Linked DNA regions of Homo sapiens: region 1 is linked to region 2. Evidence: chromatin loops called from intact Hi-C (ENCODE). Cell type or tissue: heart left ventricle. All regions are shown on one strand. Links, peaks and the distances in the headings refer to the core of each region. The heading gives the core; the rest is flanking DNA. Region 1 overlaps CERS6 (ceramide synthase 6). Region 2 overlaps LOC105373734 (a long non-coding RNA gene).

What was found. Peaks named below come from ENCODE experiments on the same cell type or tissue, not always from the same donor. Only the 100,000 strongest peaks of a DNase experiment are listed, where the experiment ranks them.
Region 1: a loop joins it to region 2, with 2.5 times the contacts of the local background. A loop is called at or near these places in 2 of 110 quality-filtered maps.

The regions. Positions count from the first base shown.
Region 1 is chr2:168,522,471-168,527,470 of GRCh38, forward strand. The region is part of intron 1 of CERS6 (ceramide synthase 6); the gene reads left to right. Among named protein-coding and RNA genes, the nearest start is that of MIR4774, 58 kb to the right of the region's middle. In heart left ventricle, for the core only: no CTCF peak of the experiment used is centred there; no DNase peak of the experiment used is centred there; H3K27ac peaks cover 5,000 bases.
Region 2 is chr2:168,341,108-168,352,231 of GRCh38, forward strand. LOC105373734 (a long non-coding RNA gene) reads right to left here. Exons shown (of 6, transcript XR_923559.3): 3 at 8,826-8,935; 4 at 7,211-7,375; 5 at 357-3,250; 6 at 82-269. Among named protein-coding and RNA genes, the nearest start is that of STK39, 99 kb to the left of the region's middle. In heart left ventricle, for the core only: CTCF peaks have their summits at 5,709 (motif pointing right) and 7,155; a DNase peak (open chromatin) is centred at 5,754; H3K4me3 peaks cover 608 bases; H3K27ac peaks cover 221 bases.

The DNA.
Region 1 (5,000 bases), core at 1-5,000, 180 kb after region 2:
AGTTAGTAAGCTAAAAGTGTTAGCATTCATTGAAGTTAGGAATTGGCTCTTCCCTGTAACTTAGGTGAATTTTTTTTTTTTAGACAGGGTCTCGCTCTGTTGCTCAGGCTAGAGTGCAGTGGTACAATCATGGCTCACTGCAGCCTTGACCTCCCAGGCTCAAGTGATCCTCCAGTTTCATTCCCCTCCCACTGAGTAGCTGGGACTACTGGCATGTACCACTGCAACTGGCTAATTTTTAAATAATTTTTACTTTTTTGTAGAGACAGGGTCTCACTTTGTTGCCCAGGCTGGGCTCGGATTCCTGGGCTCAAGTGATCCTCAGGCCTTGGCCTCCCAAAGTGCTGAGATTACAGGTGTGAACCACTGTGCCTGGCCCCTGAAATTTTGAATAAAGGGAGAGAAAATGGTGGCAATGAGATAACAAGAACTTTTGTGTGTTTTCTAACTACTCAAGTAGATGAAACTCAATTAGATAGTTATATCTGAATAAATAGTCAAACATTTATTATGTGCCAGCAATGATACTATTGATAGCTGTATTAGTAATGCTTTTGGCTGAAAGTAACAGTACCTGATTGATACTGACTAGGTGAAAACTGATGATCTTGTATAACAGAAGCATGTAGGTCAGTTGTTCTGGTTTTGCTGCACTAGCTTTACAAAGCCATAGAGACGTAGAGCCTTTCTGCCTCTCTGCTCTACCATTTTGGGTTTTGTCCTTAAGCTTGTCACCTCTTGATCCCATTATCCCTGCTTCAAACGACATTATCTTTTACCGCAAGGAAGGAAGCAGAAGTTAAAGGCTGAGTGGAAAAATGAACAGTTGTTCTCTTATCAGGGAAGAAGATTTTTTTCAGTCCTTTCTAGTACCCCCAGTAAACTTCTCTACACCTGCTAGGGAAACAGAGAAAACAGATATTTAGAGAGTAAGAATCTGATTTTCATGATTGTCTGAGATGAATCATAATTCAGAATTACCCTTCCTAAATAAAAGGGGTGTTTTGTTTGTATGAATGAAAGAGAGGTGGTCGTTGGGTGGAAGAGCCACACTGTGTACGACAGTGGCACGTGCAGCACTTTTAGAGTAGAAAGAGCAAGCTCTGGCCATTAGGGACCCCACTACCTGCTGGTGGAGAGAAGGCCAATAACCAAATGACTATAGTGATCTGTGGAATAACTACAGTGTCAAGCAGGTGACAAATACAACACTATTATAGGAAGATTTGGAGAGAGGCGTGGAGGTTCAAGAAAATCTTGGAGAAGATATTATTTGTGATATTCACTGACATTTTCAATAGGTGTAGATGGACAGGCAGTGGCCTTTAGACCTCTGCAAAGACTGAAGCCCTGGGTTTGTATAGCAGGTGTCCTAGGAGAGTAATCAGTGGGCATATCGGGAAGTATTTGCAGCCCACACATGCCATGGTGGTTGCTGCAGTGCTGCATTAGACAGCAGTAGATGGATGAAAATATAACTTAGTGTCCTCTTCAGACTTGTCTGTTCTGTGCCAGTTGCAGTGCTGGATGCTCCTGCAAATAGACTTATCTTCTCCAGTAGACATGCTGATGTTTTTCCCCTTCATGTTCAACTCATTCAAGGGCCACCCTGGACTGCATTTAAAGTTGAATGTTGAGTTCGTGTGTGTGTCTGACATCTATTATTTGTAACCTATAGAAGCAGGTAGTGTGTTTTATGCAAAAGGAAGTCTCAAAGGACCTTGAGTCACAGCTCCAACTTTCTTAGTGTGATGTGATAATATCATGCAGTTTAATGAACTGTGGTAGGCTTAGAATGCTCATGACTTACATTAGTTTCATTTTGAATGATGTTTAATAAGCATGCCAAGTTATTTTCCATACAATTAGAGAAGTCATTGAGCTAATTTTGCTATATAGGAAGAAATTAAGGAAAAAGACGTGGTGATTGTGAAAGGAATGGAGCTAAGTCTCAGTCTTCTCTGAAGTCTCTATCCAGATAGCTCAGTGCTGCTCCATGCTGGGTCAAGCTGAAATGAGAATGGAGACTCAGATAGAGACGGAATTGAGACACCCAAGTCACCTTTCAAAAAGGGGCATTTGTGGAAAGAAAATCCGTGTAACGAAATGATAAACAATAATATTATTGTTGCTGTAGCACTCAGGGGGTTGGGATGAGATAAGCCTAGTGAATGATGTGGCTGCTAAAAACTTAGTGTCTGTAGCTCTGATCGTTGGTATTTGACTTCTAGAATGAGACAGATGATCATTTTACTCTTCTTTTAGTAAATACGGGGTTTTATGTATGTGATATGTACTTACACATCTCTCTTTAAAAAGGATTTATTTCACACAGTGACTATGCCATTATAATAGCTAATAAAATTAATTATAGTATATATTAATATATATTTTAACTATATTACTTGTGTATTATATATCTAAACTATATATCTGTGTCTATGTCTGTATCTCTAGCTATGTGGACATTTTTCCTGAAGAAAAAAAGATGCATAATATCATAGCTATTTTTGGATGTTGGAGGATTGTCATGTGGAAGAAAGTTTGTCTTTATTCCTCTTGGTAGGAAAGGCTCAGTTGGCAGAGCTATGGAGAGACATTTAGGTTCAGTTCTAAGGAAGAATTTCCTTAGGGTGGTGCCCACAGGTGCAGTGTGGGCTGCTTTAGAGAATTCCTTCATTCCTTAAGACCAGTCTGTTCAAGTCCAGGCCAAGGCAGTGGTTCTCAAGCTTCAGCATGCCTCGGGATTACCTGGAGGGCTTGTTAAACCCAGGTTGCTAGGCCCCACGCCCAGAGTTGTTGATTTAGTAGGGCTGGGACAGGTCCCCAGAATTTGTATTTTTATCTGCTTCTCAGGTGAGGCTGAGGCTGTTGGTCTGGAGACCACACCTTAAGAAACACTGGACGAAGTACAGCATCTCAAACTGCATTGTGTATGGCAGTTATTTGGGGATTTTTGTTAAAACACAAAATCTGATTTGAGTTGGCCTAGAATTGGGCCTGAGAGTCTGCATTTTTAATATATCTACCAGAAAATACCAATGCTTATGGTTCTTGGGTCACAATTCTTGTAATGGGGTAAATAATCCCTTGTCAGTGATGACGAGGCTTGAGGAAATTTAAACATTCAATGGGCTTTTGGGCCAGAGGGTATTCAAAGTCCTATACAACGGCCCGAGCCCCTGTGAAATGATTTTATTTTGGTAAGTCCCTAATGGGGACAAAGAAAAACTTGACTTTTGCCTTTCAAAAAAATTTTTATGGTAAAATGCCCTTTTCTTACAATTATCACACCATCATTACTAGCATTTTATGACCCTTCTCTGCAGGTCTTTAAATAAGAACTCATTTAAGTCACTCTATGAGCTGTTGCCCCTTAGGAAAATGCCTCATTGATTGAGTCTACCACTGAGCTTTAAATGGAAATGACCTTCATTTTAAAAATTTAATTGAGCTTTGATATTTACTTGCACATTTGGTTATTTCTCATAAATGCTCCTATCAAAGAATTTTGAGAGTTTAATACCATTATGTCCACTCAGTGTGCTTTCTAATGATGCCCCTAGGGTTGTGGCTATTTAAGGATTACAATAAATCAAGAGAATACTAATCTCTTAAAAAATAATGTGGATCTGTATCCATTGTTTGGGTAATGCAAATTTGCATTAAGAAAACAAAATGTCCCCCAAGAGGATATGCATGTTTCCTTATTAAGAGCCAAGTGAATATTTCATTCTGTTTTCTCCTATTTGCTCCTTATGAGTAAGCTGTGTTTTGCCTTTGTTAGCTTCAAAGTTTGCTCTCTAAGGCCTCTTATTTGAGCTTCTCTTTGATTTTAATCCTGTGAGTTTCCATTGCTGTTTAGGTTTTCTGGCATTGAGGGGATATTCTCCTAGAAGCACAAGCAGTTCATAGACCAACTGGAAGTACACGATGAAGAGCTCAAAAAAGAAAAGCTGGTTATTAATAGCTCTTTAACTTATTGATATGTTATTTTTCTCATACAAAGAGAAGAAAACCAGCATTTGCCTGTATATGTGCCAGGCACTTCACACCAGTGTATCATTTAATTCTTTAAACAGCCATATGGTCCAGGTGATATAACTGTATTACAGAAAAACTGACTCAGGGAGGTAAACTAACTTAATATCTCACAGCTAGTAAGTGATCAAATCAGGATTTGAACCTATGACAGCTTGCCTTTAAAGCTGTTTAGCTGCTTTTTATACAATGAGGCTTCTTAATACAAACAGTAAATTGTTTGGAATGCAGATGTTTCCACACCCTGTGCGAGTGGCCTGACAGCAGAAGGTTTTGAATGAGAGAGGGAGAAAATAAATGTCCTGGTCAGTTAGTATCTCTTTAGTTTCTTATCCAGCAGCCTTCAACAAATTCTGTATTAGCCTGTGCTATAAAAAGCAAGTGAAGATAGATGCCCAGTTGGCAGGAGCATCCCCAGATTGAAGCGTTTGAACACGTGAAGAACACTCTGTGCTGGTTATTAAGCCATTATCTCTTGGCTCCAAATCCACCCTTCATATTTTGTTTGTGACACTGGGGCTGAGGCTCTAAAACCATGTTTCTCCTTTGCCGGCTTCTTCCCTATAGTTTCTGTCAACAGAAGGTTCTAGAGGGAGGCTGCTTGGCTGGAAGAGGAAGACTGGACATGCTTATCCTGTTTGCCTCCTTTCCTGAAAGTATCCCCTTAGCATCAGTGGATTTTTCTTCTTTATTTAAAAACAGACTTTATTTTTAAGAGCAGTTTTAGGTTCACATCAAGATTGAATTAGAAAGTACAGAGATTTCCCATATCCCTGTCCCTACACATGCGTAGACTCCTTTGTTATTAACATCTGCCAGCAGAGAGTACATTTGTTGCAGTCGATTAACCTATGTCATATTATTATCACCCAAAGTCCATGGTTTACTTTAGGGTTCCTTCTTGGTGTTGTACATTCTGTGGGTTTATGCAGATTTATAATGCCATGTGTCCTAGTCCA
Region 2 (11,124 bases), core at 3,342-8,341:
CCCACATCTGACTGCAATCATATGAGTCACCCCAAGTGAGATCCACCCAGCTAAACCCAGTCAATCCACAGAATTTATAGGGATTATAATAAATTGTTGTTTTAATCCACTAAATTTGGAGTAGTTTGTTATGCAGGAATATGAGAACTAAAACACATCCCCAAAGCTCAAAAAGGGTGTTCCTGATTGGCAGGCAACTCTTTTAAATCTGGATCCAGGTGCCTTCCATCTGTGGCCTCACCATCTTCAATACCTGGTTTCCAAGATCACTGTGGAAAAGAGAAGAACATAAAGGATAATGCATGGGAGCTCTCTGTGTAACAGGTCAGGAAATGGGATCTACCACTTCTACTCACATTTTATTGGCCAGATCCATTCACATGGTTACACCTAACTGCAAGGAAGGCTGAAAATGTAGTCCAGCTGTGGGTTTAATGAACAGCCAGTTAGTCTCATGAACTAATGTTCCTCTTAAGCCTCTTTCTTATTGGGTGTGGGGTAGAAACCATGGAACTGGACAAATATCAATATGTCAATCTCTTCTGATTCAAACAGTCCTTTTACATTGTATTCCCTTTCCTTTCTCCTGTTCCTCACCAAAATGGTATCTGGGTGTTCGGGGCAAGGGAATAGGTAACACTGTGGCTTGAGAATAAGGGTGTCTTGAATCAGCACATGTGGGTTCTAGGGAGACTTCCCGTTTTGCACTTGATTTTCTGATCCTTATTCTCTGCATAGAGTATGGTCCTGTTTGGCATTTATGGATGCCATGTCTCAACCTCAGCTGAAGTTGATGGCTTGGCTCATCTCTGCCTTTGGCAGCCTCGTGGCACCTGGTACCACTTGGTACCTGGCAGTTCAGTGACCCTTTTGGTACTTCTGTGTCCCTTCAGTAGGGACACAATGGAACTTCTTCCCCCCCCACACCACACCAGCATTCTGCTTATAGGCTTTGGAGAATATGGAGTCCTTTGGCTTGGATCCATCAGCTTGAACCTGATATATGAAGAACAGTGGCAGCCCAGTATGGCTTAGGAGGAAACTGAAAAGAAATAAAAGCATAAGCCATTAGATCTCAATCCTTCTCCTTCAAGCAGCCAGCATGGTTAAGTGACAGAGGACAGGGTCTCCTTTCCTATGGATCCTATCATACTTCTTGGAACTATAGTATATAATATTTACATAATCAGAATACATTTTTTGAGATTGGATTTTACATTTTTTGAAAATTTAAATTTTTTGACAAAGTACATAAGACATTTTGTCAAAAATTTAAATTTTTTGACAAATCACACGACATATCTATAGAAAAGTACAAATTTAAACTGAATAATTTAAAAATTATTAATATGACTAACATTTAAAAGAAAGAGGTAGAGATAGCACAAGTATGGTAAACTTGGCCAGGTGTGGTGGCTCACGCCTGTAATACCAGCACTTCGGGAGGCCAAGGTGGGTGGATCACCTGAGGTCAGGAGTTCGAGACCAGCCTGGCCAACATGGTGAAACCCTGTCTGTACTGAAAATAAAAAAAATTAGCTGGACGTGGTGCGGGCACCTGTAATCCCAGCTACTTGGGAGGCTGAGGCAGGAGAATTGCTTGAACCTGGGAGGCGGAGGTTGCAGCGAGCCGAGATTGTGGCACTGCACTCTAGGCTGGGCAATGGAGTGAGACTCCCTCTCAAAAAAAAAAAAAAAAAAAGTATGGTAAACTCAGCTGTCATCGAGGCAAGACAACAGATACTTTCTAAAACAGATAAATCAAGAACTATATGTATTTAAAGTTGAAATGTTAAGTACTAGAAGAAAAACACGAAAGCAACAATAGCAACATCGCAACTCTGGGGAATGGAAGTTGGAATGGAGGGTGAGAGAAAGGGATACTTAAATTTCCATTTCAGAATTCCTGTGCATTACATTTGAGTAAATTTTAAAACTCAGATACAGAGAATACTTTAACTAGTATTAAATACTGCACTAATATTAAATCTTAAAATAGAGACATCCTCATCAATAAGAAAATGCTTACCTAATATATATTTATTAAATTTCATATAGATCTTAGAAAAATGAAGTACATGTAAAGATGTGGACATTATGGAAGGATATCCATGATGTAGCATTAGGTGACAGAAGTGATTTGTAGAGCAATATGGTTAGAATGCCCTTTTATGTCAAAATTTTCATGTTCACATATACAGTTACATGTCACATATGTAAGTACACATTTGTGGATGCAAGAAAAACTGTATAGGGATGTGTCCCCAAACACTTTGGAATGTAGAGAAGGAAAGATTTTTGTGTTTCACACTTACCTGCTTTTTTTTTTAACTTTAAAAAAAAAGCAGCATGCATGTTCTAGTCGTTATTAATGATAAAGTTATAATTTAGAATGTGAGTTTGCATTATGGCACTTTCTCTTACCAGCTGTGTAATAAGGGGAGAGTCATGCTACCTACCCCTTTGCACCTCAGTTTCCCCATCTTTACACAGAAGAACTCGCATCCATTGCACTGTGGTATGTGTAGATGAAATGTTCCAAAGGAAATGCACCAATGTATCCTAGCAGCTTGTAGGGATTTGATACAAATTATATCCTTTCCTCTTTCTCCTTTCAGAATGAGAAATGGCAGCCAGGGTGACTCAGGAAGAGGGTTGGGTGGAGGGTGGAAAGTGAAGGGTGGAGGGCGGAGGAATGATTCAGACAGACACTATTTAAAAACAGCCCTCAGATGCACTAGGACGAAGCCATCTCCAGCTCCAAGATAACAACCCTCCCCTTTCCTACAATTTTCTTCCAGTTCCCACCCCAATCCTTTCTCTCCTAGGCACCTCTTAATATCTGTTTTAACCCAGCTTTATCCGTATAAAATGTTCGGAGGTTATTAAAATGTTCCAAGATAGAAACAGCCTCCTTTTTTCCTGCCCCTAAGTCATCACGCTACTTACTGTTGAGTACCTGATGCACTAAGTTCCTGAAGAGTAGAGTTCTGGCCAGGTGTGGTGGCTCACACCTGTAATCCCAGCAGTTTGGGAGGCCAAGGCAGGTGGATTACCTGAGGTCAGGAGTTCGAGACCACCCTGGCCAACATGGCGAAACCCCATCTTTACTAAAAATACAGAAACACCTGTAGTCCCAGCTACTTGGAAGGCTGGGGCAGGAGAATCGCTTGAACCCAGTAGGTGGAGGTTGTGGTGAGCCAGGATGGTGCCACTGCATTCCAGCCTGGGCAACAGGGTGAGACTGCATCTGAAAATAAAAAAAGTAGAGCTCTGTTTTGTGATTTTTTTCCTCCAGGGCCTAACACAATGACTAACACATGGTACTTAATGTGTACTGAATAACTCCAGAAAAACCTTTCTTGGTTCTTTCCATACCATTCCCATTACTCTTATGCCAGGATCACAGTTAATTAATTAATTAGATTAATTAACCCCCAAACCAAAAAAAAAAACAACCATTTTCAAGGAAGTAATACATGTAAAATAGCTGATACTTATTTGCTTACTAACACAAATGCACAAATTGGTGGAAGTTCAGACTGAGGTACTGGTTTAGTGGAAGGAGGAAAACAGAATACTTCCAGTCACTGGATTTTTCTAAGTGCTGGCTACTTTAAGTCAAACTACTCAGATGTCTAGGATCTGGCTTTCGTTGACTGTTCTGAAGGGTCTTTGTTAGTTGTACGTCAGTGGAAAAGAGACTGAGATGATGGTATTTGGTTGGGATGCAGCAGTCTCAACAACCCAATCCAGTCCTACCTCAACCATGTGTCACACTCCTAGCCGCAGCTGCCCATGGAACAGAGAGCAAAGCCAGGCCATTGCATGCATTTTATTGCCATGAGGATTTCATCGCCATCCTCAACACAGATCCCAGCTGAGCTATTCTGGACCATGTTGATGATGCTTTGTGCCAAGGGTAGACATAGACTGAAGGAGGTGTGCACCACGGAAAGTAGGCTGGCAACTTCTTCTAAAACAGCTTCCAATTCTCTGTGCTCCAGCTTTCACCAATCCAGTGTTGAGGAACAGACAGCCTCTCAAGCAGATGCAGCCCTTCCCCAACAACCCACCATCCTCAGGACTCCTCTTTGGAGAAGCAGCAAGGGAAGAGGTAGTGCAAGGAGAGTGGTGAGGAGTAGCTAGAGGCTCACAGCTTCTTAGCTGGGACCTCCGGAGTCCTCCTGGGTGATGGTTGCTAGAGAAGTGAGCGGCAAGGTGGGGGACTTAGTCTCCTGGTTTTTAAATCCCAGGTTCTTCTGAGGAACCCCAGAACAACTTCCTGCTGTCTCTAATTCCTCCTCCCTACAGCTGACTTTGGAATTGCTTGGCTTGGCGTTGTTGACATGATAATAATTATAGTCATTTTCATTAATTGCTCCCTATTAGAGCCTAATTGCCATGGAGTACAATAAAATTATGCACATCATTCAATGTGCCATATTAACTTCAGATTTTATTCCATTATAACAGTAGATTTGGTTCACTTTTACATATTACTGCTCACACGACTTAGTTATATACACTTTTTTTTTTTTGATAGACAAAAACAAACCTATTTCAAGTAGCCAAATCAGTGTAACCAGCAGGGGAGCCTCACGGGGGACTGGGACTAAGAAAAGGGAAGTTGTCTTTTTTCTGTGCTTCCCCTTTGTTCTTTTCTCTTTCTTCTGGTTATCTTTTTCTGCCTCTCCATGCACGTGGCAGCACATGCTCTTCCACAGTGGGCTCCTGATGTTTGATGACCTCCATTCAAGTGACAAGCCTAGACTGATGGCTATTTTCATTCTGCTTCCAAATTCCCAGGAGAAAGTGTCCAAGTAACTCAGCTTGGTTGATTATTTCTGATTCAATCAAGTGTGGTCAATAGGATGGCATGACAGTTCAAGAATTTCAGGGGCTCCCAACCTACGGGTGGTTGGGTGTGTGAGGGTGGTGGTAGAGAAGATCTCCAGTTTGCAGGGGTCCCCATGGTTGCGGACCTGTACCAGTCTGTGGCCTGTTAGGAATGGGATTGTACAGCAGTAGGTGAGCGGCTGGTGAGAATGAGCATTACTGCCTCTGAGCTCTGCCTCCTGTCAGATCAGCAAGTGACATTAGATTCTCATAGGAGCGTGAACCCTATTGTGAACTGTGCATGCGAGGGATCTAGGTTGCACACTCCTTATGAGAATCTAATGCCTGATGATCTGAGGTGGAACAGTTTCATCCTGAAACCACTCCCACCCCGACCCCCTGCCTGGTCTGTGGAAAAATTGTCTTCCACAAAGATGGTCCCTCGTGCCAAAAAAAGTTGGGGACTGCTGCTTTGAGGCTTTCTGTAAGGTGGGGGGTAATAATGCAGAGAACCTGTCTCTTGGGGTGGTGGTGAGTGCTGCAACTGGCATTATTCACAGGGTACTTTGCACAGTGCTGGCACATAGAAATCACTGAATATAATGTTTACCATTATTGCTGTTATTATTATCTCTTTGGGTCCTTAAAACATTTTTTCAGGATTTTTAGGTGGGTATTATTTCAAAATCCATAAAATACACCTAAAGATTTATATGAGAAGAATCCAAAAATCTCAGGGAAATCATATGAAAGAAATTATTTGTTTTCCTCAAATCTCTGAACGACAGTTTAAACATTTTCACACACTAGATCTAATTTTGGAGAGCTTGGAAACCTGGCCTGTAAGATTTCACTAATCCAGGAGGGGGCAGGCTTCCCAAACACAAATGTCCTCTGCTGAGGAGCCGTGGCTCCAGGAGAAACAAAGGCGCGTCGGTGAGAGCCGTTTCAGAAATCTAGTATTACCTTCAAAAAAATGTAAGAAATCAAAAGCAACTGGCCTAGAAGAATCCCTGGCTGTGTCATCCAGAGGCACCTTGTCACCTGCCAGGCCAGGTCGGCTGTAAGCTTGTGAAGTAAGCAAAAGAAATTTCCCGTGTCCCCACCCACTCCTATCTTTGCTTTTGTTTCTGGTCCTCTGCCCGCTTCCTGCCTGTGCCTTCCTCATTAGTCTTTGTTCCCCTCTCCCATGACAATCTATCTTTGGGAAAAATAACTGTGATTTAAATGTTTATAGAAGTAAGGATCCTAGGAATATTAGGTCGCTTCAAACACTTTCAAGCGCGTGATAGTCACTAACAAGGGAACTAGCCCTACCAGGACTAGTATTAAGAGAGATGGAGGATTCGTGGCTTAAAGCAAGGGCATTGAAGGTAGATAGGGCTGGGTTTCAATCCTGGCTTTGGTGATAACACATTGCCAGCTCTGTGACCACTTCCCAGCTCCTTTACCCTGGGTAAGTTACTAAGCCTCTTTCTCCTCATGTGTAGAAGGAGGGTAGTGTTAGAACCTATCCCAGGATTTCCTCAGGATTAAAAAGGAGTGTGCATGTCTAGTACATAGTATTTGGCACATAAGACATATCAACTGTAGTTGTTATTATAATAAAAGTTTTATTATAGTGATATGACGTTAATAAATTATTACAGTAATATAATTTTTTATTACTTTGGTTTTTTTTTATCATGGTCCTATTTTATACCACACATTAGACAATTTCTGGTGTATTACCTTTAGGTCTGAACTGGAGGAAAAGGATACATTTTAAATGAAACATGACATGTTAGAACACAGAAAAAAATGAGCGGGATGAAGTTTCTGGAAACTCCTATAAAAATTTGTTGAAAGAGTTGTGGTCATTGGAACTGAAAAGTATGAGAATAAGAGCTTAAGAGCATGCATCTTGAAATGCAGGAACGGCTGGAGGGAATCCCGAGGGGCCTGGACAACCCTAATCCTCTAGATCAGGAAGGTTTTGCCCTTGTTTCTGTTAGTTGCCCAAGGGGAATTACTGCCCCCACCTCAGTTTATGTTTATTTCTCAGTTTAGAGGTTTTCAGAACCAATGGAATGACAGACCCATGATTACAAACTCTCAAGGGAAACTTTTCCCCTAGAGCCCAGACCACTGAGATAGAAAATCACCTTTATTGTCTCCCTGAGCCGATGGGTGCATTTCCTGATTCATTCCCTCACTCTGAGTATAGCCCTTCTGAAGACCAGGATTTCTGCAGGGGTTGCAGTTCCAACACCCAGCATTCTGTATCTCCAGGCCTCACATTCTGCCCTGGCCTGAGCATTCTAATCCAAGCCTCTAGGTGGCCAAGCCAGGCAACTCCCACCCTGAGTGGCTCTAGCATACATGCACGTACTCACTGCTCTGATTTTTCCTTCTCACTTCATCTTTGACTCCAGGAACTTTCTTTACTTTCTTCCAGCATTCAGCCATGTCTTAAAGGAGACTTGTTTTACTGGATCCAGAATTTCTGATTATTGTGGAGCTACATGGTTTTTGGATTGTTTAGTTGACCATACACCTAGAGGCAGAAATTAGTTTAAAAATAATTAAACAATTAAATACAAAATTTAATCACATTTAAAGGGAAGTTGGGAGTTCCTGAGGGGTAGATTTAAGCTATTAAAGGAAGCTGCTAAAGAGAGCTGCGGAATGGTGAGGTCCAGTCAGCGTGGGTATTGGGTGGCTCTATTATGCCATCATGGCGACTGTCACATTAAATAATTCTGAAGCTGAAAGAATTTAAGGGAATGTTTGACCTGCCCCACAGTATATGTATTTAAGACTTAATAGGCCATAGGGAAAGTCAGCAAATGTTCAGGAGAGTCTTTTTCTGAAAAAATGTTCCCACCTAAGGGATTAAGGACCTCCTGTAAGGAAGGCTGGGCTCAGGGAACTATCCCACACCCTTAAATCTGTTTCTTTGTGCTTGTGGGGCAAGAATAAGCTAAGAGCACCAGAGTTGTCATTAGGATCAACGGAATATATTGGTTGGAAAAAAGGAATACTCAAAATGCTGCTTCCCCTTCCTTCACATTCTGGTCATTCAGGTAGTCTTTTTAGTTCTGTAATACTTTACAGCGAGAGTTTCTCTCTCATATACATTTTCTTTGTCACAAAAGCCGTGTGAAATAGACAGAGATTATTGTCTCCATAGCAATTTGTTCAAGGACACACAAGAGTAAGTGGACAAAATAGGACTTGACTTTCTGTCTTTAGGTTGGATCATGGGATGCCAATTCTTTTGTATGAATTGCACTCATTCTCAAGTCTCTGACATGTCAGGGAGAACTTTGGTCGTCTCTTTTGGAGGCTGTTGGTCTCTAGTACAGATTCTCTGCTCTTACTTGGTTTGTTTGATTCTAAAGATGTCTTACTTGGCTTCTCTGATTCTAAATTATCTTTGAGAAGAGAATATGGTGACTCTTCATTCCACTCTATGACCCAAATCCTATGCCTTTGGTTATCTCCTACTAGATTATAACCACAATCAGTTATACATGAATCACCAAACTAACTCAGCACACACATATTATGTAACACAATAGCTCCTACAGACAAACTGTGGCTTGGGACCATTATTTTAGATCCTGTTATCCAGGTAAGTATAGTAGGTCGCAAATGTTAGTGGTCAACCAATTAGACTGGAACAGTAATCATTACAGCAGGTCAAAAGTCTTGAGACCCTTTAAATGCAGGTATGTAAAGCAGCATTGAACGGGAACACTTAAATTTCTTTCCATCCTCTAACTATGCTCCAATCTCAAGTAACTTTGCTCTTTCATCATAGAGGATGGAATATGATGTGAAGACATAAGGGGTTGCCCTAGTCATTTGCCATAGTCTTTTTCTGAGGTTACTTCTCTCTATAGAATAGAAAGTGCTGGCTCTATACTATTTTACACTGTTTTGAATTCGTTTCTTCCCTGTTGGCTTTACCTGAAGGTTGTGTGTGCCATGGGATCACTAACCTTAAGCTCAGCCTGGCTAGTGGGAACATTCACTGAAGACACAACATCAGGCTGTTTTTACCAGTTGATCACATTTATTTTTTGTCACAAACATCATTACATACTTCCCCCTAGAAGCCAAAGAAAAACATTATCATAACCAGAAATAATTAGAAAAAGCACAGAATAAAAGAGGCAGTTCTGGTTACAAAGACAACAACCAATGCCAACAAATATTGTCAATACCCCTTTCATCTCCCTGGCCTTGGTTATAAAAATATGATGGTACTATAAAGTGCTAAAAATCACTAATGACATTGGAAACTCTCATCTATTAAAGCAAATGCAAGATGGAATATACTTATTGTAGGAAATAAAGAGGTTTGTTAACAACAACAACAACAACAACAACTCATGACTTTGGGAACAGTCATGTGTTAAAGACGCGAATTCCAGGATCTCAGTCATTTCCTCTCAGTGAAACATTATCAGAGACAAACAGAAAATCAATAAAAGATTTAAGTCTCATAGAGTTTGTGTAAATATTGTAGAAATGACTTTCACAAGAGTGATAAGCACAGCCTTATCACATTTAATTCAGCTGAGAAGTCCAACTAAAACATAAAACTCTAATTACCCCCTCTGATGGCCAGCAGTTTTATAACAATGAAAGTAGCTGGATTTATACTGTATAAGCCAGCACTTGAGCACTCATCCATGCAGCCTTGCCACCTCAACAGGTTGCCAGCACCTGCCTTCCCACTCCTCTGATGCCAAGTAAAAGTGAAGTTTGCTTGTGACGCTCCGAGATTCCTGAATTCATCCCTATTCTCAAAGGAAACTTTTCAATCTCATTCAGACACTTCCCAGCTCTCAAAAAAGACAAGGAAACTAATTTCTACCAAAGTGTGAAACTAGTGATAGTTTAACATGCACCTCTTTATTTAACATGTACCTCCTTATTTTTCCTAGAAGAGTTGCAATTTAACAGGAATCAAAATTCTAACCTACAAGCAGAGCAGAACTGTGTTTATTGTGTGCTATCTTTTGGTTAAGGAACTATATAATTGTATTTGCTTATATTTTCAAAAATTAACAATGAAAGGATGAGACAAAATCTGACAAAAACAATTACCTCTTATATAGGGAGGGAGGAAATGGGGTAGAAAGCACATGAAAGCAATCCTTTTCTGGATTTACTTTGTTTTGTGCTTTTTACTTTAAAACAGAGGTGTGTGCTGGCCAGGCGCGGTGGCTCACGCCTGTAATCCCAGCACTTTGCGAGGCCGAGATGGGCGGATCACGAGGTCAGGAGATCGAGACCATCCTGGCTAACACGGTGAAACCCCATCTCTACTAAAAATACAAAAGAAATTAGCCGGGCATAGTGGCGGACGCCTGTCGTCCCAGCTGCTTGGAAGGCTGAGGCAGGAGAATGGTGTGAACCTGGGAGGCGGAGCTTGCAGCGAGGCCACTGCGCTCCAGCTTGGGCGACAGAGTGAGACTCCGTCTCAAAAAAAAAAAAAAAAAAAAAAAAAAACAACCACTTTGGGAATCATATGTAATAATTTAGAAAAAGAAGGCTACAACATGACCACATGCTATTTATCTGAGGAATCCAAGAATTTAACATTTGAAAATCAACTTAATGTAATTCACCATATAAACAGACCAAATAGGCACAGAAAAGCATTTGACAAAACATGACATCTGTTTCTCATTAAAAATCTCTCAGCAAATTTGGATAAGAAGGGAATGTCTTTAACCTGATAAAGGGAATCTATGAAATAAACTATAGCCATACATCATACTTAATGATGAAATACTGAATACTCTCCCACTAAGGTCAGGACCAAGACAAGAATGTCTGCTCTCACCACTTCTATTTAAGTGTGCTTGAGACTCTAGCTTGGGCAATAATGAAAAAAAAAAAAAAAGAAAAAAGAATAACAGATGTTCAGATTGGAAAGGAAGAAGTAAAACTCCCTTTATTCCCAGATAATGTGATAGCTTACATAGGAAATCTGAGCAAATCTTAAAAAGCTCCTAAAACTAATAAATGAGCAAGGTTGCTGGATACAGGATCAGCAAGCAAGAATCAGTTGCGTTTCTATGTACCTGCAACAAACTATCAGAAATTTAAATAAAACAATGCTGCTTACAGTAGCATAAAAATATGATACATAGATGTAAATTTGACAAGATATGTGCAAGACCTATATGCTGAAAGCTACAAAACATTGCCAAAATAAATTAAAGCAGATCTAAATAAATAAAGATATCATGGTATTGAAGACTTGATATTGCTAAGTTAAAATTA